Linked DNA regions of Homo sapiens: all the other regions are linked to region 2. Evidence: chromatin loops called from intact Hi-C (ENCODE). Cell type or tissue: OCI-LY7. All regions are shown on one strand.

Region 1 (2,500 bases), 370 kb before region 2:
GCAGTGAGCCGAGATCATGCCACTTCACTCCGGCCTGGGCGACAGAACGAGACTCCATCTCAAAAAAAAAAAAAAAGAAAGAAAGAAAGAAAGAAAGGTGGCACAAAGTTGGGGGTGGTGGGGAAGAAACATTCTCCCCACACTTTGGTTTCCATGAGGGTCCACGTACATTGCCGCTCTCGAGCCCCAACACGAGCTTTTTGCCAGGGCTACAGTGGGGTGCCTTCCTGGGCAGAGGGGAAGCTGGGCAAGTGTGACTCACACTCACCATGGGAGCTGGTGCCTGCAGGTCGGGACTCATCCTGACCAGCTCCTCCTCACCGGCTAGTGTGACTGAGAAGCCCTCTTCGTGCTCGGCACTGGGGGACCAGCGGGGCTGCAGAGCTAGGCGTGCCCGTGAACCTCGCTCCAGCAGCAGTGAGCATGCCTTTTGATGGTAGTTTGCTTGTTTATTTGTGTGTATTTTAATTTAACTTCCATCCTCCTGGATTCTTCATATACCTCAAGTCATTCTGGACGAGGACAGAGAGAAAGCTGGGCTTTCCAAGGACTTTCCTGGCTATAAAACTGGAAGTCCCAAATCTTGGGCACCCCTCAGTCCTGAGCCACGCAGGTGTGAAAAGAGAAGTCTTGTGAACCGACCTCTCAAACCAGCTTGCCTGGAGACAGAAGATGCACAGTCCTGCCCCGTTCTGCTGTTTGCAAGCGGTCCTCTTCAAGGAGGGCTTGAATTTGCCAGGTCTCAGTTTTCACAGCTATTTCATGGGAGTAAAACTCTGCCATGTAACCAGGAGTTAAAATGTGCCATAGACTTACTCCTTGCAGAGGAGGTTTCTGCTTGCAGAGCAGCAGACGATAGAGAAAATGTCACTGCCAGTGGGAGTTCTGGAGGGCTCGCTGGAAGAGGCAACTGCATTTCGGCCAGGTCTTGAGGATTCCAGGAAGGATGGCTTGGGGCTGCTGGGGGTGGCAGAGCCTCCATGGGTGGCCACCATCTGTGTGTGTCTTATGCCTCCTCCCTCCTTCCCTCTTACCCCGCCCCAGCACAGAGCAGGTGCTCAGGAAACATGGCCTACATTGCAGCCTCTCATGGCACTGGCCACAGGACTGGAATTTCCTGGAGATGCTAATCCATCAGCTCCTCCAGACGGGGTGCTGCTGTCTGACATCCCAGCTGCGGCAGGACTGACTCTGTAGGCAGGTGGGCAGTCAGACCAGTGGCTCCTGGCCTGGCTGTGCCCTGAGTGCCTTCTCCAAGCCAGTTCAGGGTGTACGGCAGGCACTCAGTGTCCTGCATGGAGTGGGCCCGCATCCTTGTGTTTTGCAGCTGAACAAGACCCGGCCCTGCCCTCCCAAATGTGTCCTCCAGCCGGAAGATCAGTAAGCGTGTGTGAGCGCTGCAGGCATGCGCTGGCCGAGGACATGTGGTTGCTCGCATGAGTGAGCCAACCAGCCTGTGGGAAGAAGTGAGAGAGCCCCGCTGTGCAGACCTCTGAAACGAAAGGCACCCGCAAATCCCAGAGAAGCTTTGATCAAAGCCTCACTTCTGCTTTTACCAGCACAATGCCAGGTCGGTCACCTGGGGCCCTGGGGCAGCTCCAGCCACAAGAAGTTTCTCTTAAGCAGCCCCAGATCTGCATCGGTGAGCACATGGGCATCTGTGAGGCATCTCCTGGGCGCTGGGCTCCATGAGCTGTCCCTCTTGGTGTGGCCATAGACAGAGGCTGGGTTGATCCATGGGTTCTGATGCATTAATGATAATGTCACTGATACAGGGAGACTTTGCCTGAGAAGCTGGGGCTGGCCCATTTTTCATTAAATAATATAATTTGTTGCATTGGTACGCAAGGACAAATAGCTCTGTCGAGCTGAAAGCCTGAAAAAAAAAGGTAATATAGTGTTGTTATTCATGAGCTGAAGCCACGCTTGGAGAATATTCCTCATTTTGACTAAAATGTATCTTCTGCCCACTCAAAGCAAATGCAATTTTCCTTTTTATGACTATCGGTTATTTACATAGAAAAAGTTTAAGTAAGGTCTGTACTACCAACAGCCACTGCTCCCTACAGTGTGGCACCGGAGGGGTTGCTGGGGTCAGGTCCATGCAGGGGCCTCTGGAGTCCCCAGAGGGAGGGAAAAAGGCAGGGTGAAGAGAGCCAGGGATACCCTCCCACTTGGCCAGACAAGAAGCCCCTTGAGAGAAGGGACAGAAACCCCATGCCACCTTCCTTCCCTCCCTTCCCTTCTTTCCCTCCCTCTCTCCCTTCCTCCCTTTTCTTTCTTTCCTTCCTTCCTTCCTTCCTTCCTTCCTTCCTTCCTTCCTTCCTTCCTTCCTTCCCTCCTTCTTTCCCTCCCTCCCTCCCTCCCTGCCCCCTTCCCTTCCCTTCCCTTCCCTTCCCTTCCCTTCCCATCCCTTCCCTTCCCTTCTATTTTACTTTCTCTCCCTCCAAGAGTCACTTGGCTACTTCCTTAATGTCCCATAGGATGTTTCTCTGGGTCT
Region 2 (2,500 bases):
GGTGGGCTCAGCCATATGGGTTGATTTTAAGCCAAAGGTCACATGCGTATGGGACTTACAGAGCATCAGTGGCCTTGCTCTGCATCACTGCACTGGCTTCTGTCCAAGGAGCTGATTTGCAGTGAGCAGCCGTGGCACGGGGACTGCACAGAAGAGGCCCTGGAACACGGCAGCTCCGGGGTTCTGTGTGGCCACTTGAAGTTTTTACCCACATTTAAAATCCGAAACAGAGAAGTAGCCTGCAAACTTCGTGGTGTAATATTTTATTTGGCACATGCAAATTTTGTCTCACACATGAAGTATTTCATTGAGTTCTGATATCTTGGAAATTTATTATTTGAAAATTGTTAATTCTTTTAGAACTTAAACAGTGGGTCAATATTGTAACACGGTTATGACTAAAAATACTTTTGGAATTTAGAGGAAAGGCTGCTAAGACGATCGATCCATCCCTGTGTCAGCCTGCTGGGTACGCGGGTGCATTCAGTCTTCTCCACAGGAGGGGTCTGCGCAGGGTGAGGGGGCTTTACATCCGCAGGTGTTTGTGGTGGACCAGATGCTTGTGTTGGTAGATCCACATATAATATCTGCAACTCTCTACAGACCCTCAAAAGTGCATTCTCTCAAAACATGCAGCTGGGACTCATACCAGGGACTCACACTGCAGGCACCTGCTTTCAGGCCTGGACATTCTCGCCAGACAGACACAAGCTGAGCCAGCAGTGTTCACAGGAGGTCTTCTTCAGAAAGCCATCCAGTACCTGGGGATGGGGAGGTGTGCGTGCTGAGCGGACACCACATTCAGGACTTGGGGAACCCTTAAGGGGCCCGAGTCTCTGACCACCGGGTCCTGCCTGACCTTTTGCATGAAGGTTGCGTTTAAGTTAGGGCTGCCAGAAAAAAGACAGGATGATGTGTTAATTTCAGAGTCAAAATTTCAGGTACACAATGAATGTTTTCAGTATAATTTTGTCCCATACAATACCTGGGATTCTTTATACACTGAATGTTGTGTTCCTTCAAAATGGATCTGTTGAAAACCCTAACCCCCAATGAGAACACACTTGGAGATACGGCCTCTGCAGAAGTAATGAAGGTTACATGAGGTCATGAAGAGGGGCCCTGGCGCACTAGGATTGGTGTCCCCTATAAGAAAAGACACCAGAGGACGCTCTCATTCTCTCCCAAAGAAGAGGTCATGTGAGCACGCAGCAAGCTGCCAGCCACCAACCAGCCAGCAACAGAAGAGGCCTCAGAGTAAAACCTACCTTACCAGCCCTTTGATTTTGGACTCCCTGGTCTCCAGAGCTATGAGAAATCAACCCCTGTTGTTAAAGCCATCCAGCCAATGGTGTTTGTTATTGCAACCAAGCTGACTAATGCAGACTTAGTCTATTAAAGCGGTAACTTTTTTTTTTATCTGAACTTGAACTTGAATCAGCATCCTGTGCTTTTTTTGTTTGTTTTTGTTTTGTTTTGTTTTGTTTTGTTTTGAAACAGAGTCTCGCTCTGTCACCCAGGCTGGAGTGCAATGGTGCAATCTCAGCTCACTGCAACCTCCACCTCTCAGGTTCAAGTGATTCTCCTGCCTCAGTCTCCCGAGTAGCTGGGATTACAGGCGCCCGCCACCACACTCAGCTAAATTTTTGTATTTTTAGTAGAGACAGGGTTTCACTGTGTTAGCCAGGATGGTCTCAATCTCCTGACCTTGTGATCTGCCCGCCTTGGCCTCCCAAAGTGCTGGGATTATAGGCGTGAGGCACCGCGCCCGGCCTTGTTTTTAAAATCTAACAGTCCTTGTTTAGGCTGCCAGCTGGACTGTGAGATAAGGTCTGGGTCTGGGGGAGAGTAGGTGACATCTGGGAACTTCTTTCTTCCTACGTTGCAGCACTTCTCAGAGCCTGTAAGATAACCAGCTGGCACCACTGCGTGTGTCCCTGCCTTCTCCTGAGGTCAGATGGCTACACCTGGCATCTCAAGGATGGTCCTCCCTTCCTTGAACCCCCACGGGTGGGTCATGGGACAGCTGGTGCACTCAGCCTCTATCATTCAACGGCATCTCCACTAAGGCCACCAATGAGGCTGAATGCCTCGCTCCCTTGCCTTCCATCCCCAGCACAAGGAAGGCCCCCAGCAGGGGCTTCATGCGTGTTAGGTGATTTTGGAGCAAGGATACACACTTGTAGGATTGCTTTAGGGGATGTTTGGGGCTGAATTATGGCCCCTCAAACGTGTATGTTGAAGTCCCAACCCCCAGTACTTCACATGGTGACCATATTTGGAGCTAGAGGCTTTAAGGAAGCAATTAAATAGGTAAAATGAGGTTTTACAGTGGGACCTAACCCAACAGGACTAAGAAGAAGAGATGAGGACACAGACACCCACAGAGGGATGCCCATGTGAGGCCTAGGGAGAAGACAGCATCTACCAGGCCAGGAGAGAGGCCTTCAAAGTGTGCACAAATGTGAACCTGAAGGAGCCAGTCCTTCAAGATGGATCC
Region 3 (2,500 bases), 150 kb after region 2:
GGGTGGGTGATGCTTATCTGGTTGTGCCATTTGGAGCTCTATCTTCTTGTTCCAGGGATCACAGAACAACCATTCAGGTGGATGATGCACGGAGGAATATTTAACTTAGAACATGATGGTGAGTTCAAAACCATTGTTGACAACAGCCTGAATCTGCTCCACCTCTGAGCATGCCACATCCATCAGTGCAGGTCTAGGTACAGACAGCCAAATGTGGACAATGGCCCACAGGTTGATGTCCGGTGCTTTGAGCAAAAGGCAAGGTGAAGACTCTGTGATTGCAGAAACAGGAAGATAGGGCCTTGGGGCTGCTGGGACCTCGATTTCCTCTCTTCATTTTCCTGGGAGGTCTGTGCTGCTCTGGGCACATGCTGCCAGTTCAGACACCACATTCTCAATCCTTACACATGTGCTTGTTCAAGGTTCTTTCAATAAGCAGTCTCTATCGATCCATTTTTGCAAGGTTTGCTCCCTCCTATGTGCTGTAAAATGCTGCTGCCTGTGGTGCTGAGTAACTTGGGGATGGCCACACTGGCTTGCCAGGCTCCTCAGCCCCCACCCCAGGGAACTGGGAGCTGCATCATGAAAGGGTCAAATGCAGAGAGACTGCCCAGCGCCCACGGTGGCCCAGCAGGCTGGGCATGCGTGATCTCCGGGCATACAGCTCGGGCCCCTTGTTGAATAAGCTCTACCTGTAGGAGCCAACAGCCAGCCGTTAGTGCTGCCGTGGAGCCTAATTGAGAATTACCAGGTGGCTGAGGCCCAGACAGGGCTTTGTGCTGGGGTACTCAAGCAGAAATGTTGCTCAGCCCGTGGTGATCCTATTAGGAAGCGGAGAAGTTAATGAATAGTGTGTTCTTTCTTGCTTTCCCTGTCTGCCTTCAGCACGTTGTGTTTATCTACTTATGTATGGAAATCCAGGCCTTCTTAGTAGGCAGAGCAGAGAAGCAGCTTCTTGTCTCACCGAGGAACTGCACAAATCATTCCATTCAGGCAGAAGGCTTGATTGGGCTCTTTGAGTCTAAATAAGATGTCCTTAACCCTTCCTCCACCCAGACCCTTGTTGTTTGAGATGGGCTCTTTTAGGCTGCAAGAAACAAAGAAATGCTCAAAGAACAAAGAAATTCCCAGAGAGAGATTTTTATTATAAGCTACAAGAGACACAAGAGGAGGAAGAACAGCTGCAGAGCCGGCTCCGGAAGCAGGAGCTCGCGAAGGGCACCCAAGGTCGCCAAGGCTCTGGCTGAGCTACCGTGCCGTGTCCTGCGGAGGTGCAGAGGCTGTGGTTTCCCGTGTGAGTTTCACGTGTGTGACTTTCTCTCATGGCCTCCTCTCTAGCACTCAAGTGCAATCAATCAGACAGGGGGTCTGATGGCTCCCGCCAGTCACCATCTGTGGGGCCAGGCTTCCTCAGGGGGCACTGTGGGTGTGGAGGGAGTCTGGAGCCATGCGACTTCCTGGAATAATCTAGGACATCTGTCAGAACATGGAACTGCTGTTATTTGACAGAAGCAGCAGCCACCACTGTCTGAGCATTGATGGTGCACCAACCACTGGGCTCAGTGTCTGTTGCAGTTATCGAATGTTGCATGATGGATCACCCCAGCACTTAGGGGCCTTTATCGTGTACACAGATTCTATGAGCCATACATTTGGGAAGAGTTTGCTGGGTAGTCCTCGCTTGGGGTCTCTCCTGTCTGCAGTCAGATGTTGGCCAGGCTGTAGTCATCAAAGTTTGATTGAGATGAAGGGTCTACTTCCAAGGCCTCATCCACATGAGTGGCATTTGTTGCCAGCTGTTGGCTGGGGGCCTGGATCCCTCTCTGCACAGAACTGTCCATGGGGCTGCCTGAGGGTCTTCCTGGTGCGCTGGTTCCTTTCTCTCAGAACTAGCAATCCAAGACATACCGGGTGCAAGCTAAAATGACTTGCATGAATTAGGCATTTTCTTTGTATCCCCTGTCCTGATACCAGTGCCTGGCATGTAATGGCACTTCCTTCCTAACTGAAGGAAGAAGAGAAGGAAGGGAGAAAGGAGAGGGAGGGAGGAAAGAGAGGGAGGAGGGAGAGGGAGGTAGGGAGGAAGGAGAAGGAGGAAGGAGAGGGAGGAGAGACAAGGAGGAAGGAGAGGGAAGAAGGAGAGGGAGGAGGGAGAGGCAGTAAAGAGAGGGAGGAGGGGAGGAAGGACAGGGAGGAAGGAGAGAGAAGAGGGAGAGGGACTTAGGGAGGAAGGAGAGGGACTAGGGAGGAAGGAGAGGGAGGGAGGCAGTAAAGGGAGGAAGGAGAGGGAGGGAAGAAGGAAAAATTGTCAAAGTTTGATTGATTTTTCTAAATTAAAGAGTCGCAATACTAAGCTTTTAACCATGCATCAGGACAGATTACAGAGGGCCCTGGGATTGGGCCCATTGCTTTTGGGAAGCAGTGCCTGTTCATGGTTCTGTGCAGGGTGAGTGCCACTGAGTTACACTAATAATCTAAGCCTACCCAGTGGGTTTCTGCT

What was found. A loop is a pair of places that touch in the nucleus more often than their neighbours do. Peaks named below come from ENCODE experiments on the same cell type or tissue, not always from the same donor. Only the 100,000 strongest peaks of a DNase experiment are listed, where the experiment ranks them.
Region 1: a loop joins it to region 2, with 12 times the contacts of the local background. A loop is called at or near these places in 1 of 110 quality-filtered maps.
Region 3: it touches region 2 in a loop (8-fold over the local background); 1 of 110 quality-filtered maps calls a loop at or near these places.

The regions. Positions count from the first base shown.
Region 1 is chr22:48,443,433-48,445,932 of GRCh38, reverse strand. No RefSeq gene overlaps it. Among named protein-coding and RNA genes, the nearest start is that of TAFA5, 45 kb to the left of the region's middle. RefSeq lists enhancers at 1-222, 1,438-1,567. In OCI-LY7, no CTCF peak of the experiment used is centred here; DNase peaks (open chromatin) are centred at 682, 1,102 and 1,492; H3K4me3 peaks cover 1,553 bases; H3K27ac peaks cover 1,442 bases.
Region 2 is chr22:48,069,643-48,072,142 of GRCh38, reverse strand. No RefSeq gene overlaps it. Among named protein-coding and RNA genes, the nearest start is that of MIR3201, 200 kb to the left of the region's middle. RefSeq lists a silencer at 1,864-2,064. In OCI-LY7, CTCF peaks have their summits at 956 and 1,162 (motif pointing right); DNase peaks (open chromatin) are centred at 102, 632 and 1,192; H3K4me3 peaks cover 1,105 bases; H3K27ac peaks cover 2,500 bases.
Region 3 is chr22:47,917,506-47,920,005 of GRCh38, reverse strand. No RefSeq gene overlaps it. Among named protein-coding and RNA genes, the nearest start is that of EPIC1, 290 kb to the right of the region's middle. In OCI-LY7, CTCF peaks have their summits at 1,129 and 1,332; DNase peaks (open chromatin) are centred at 355, 755 and 1,265; H3K4me3 peaks cover 2,113 bases; H3K27ac peaks cover 2,438 bases.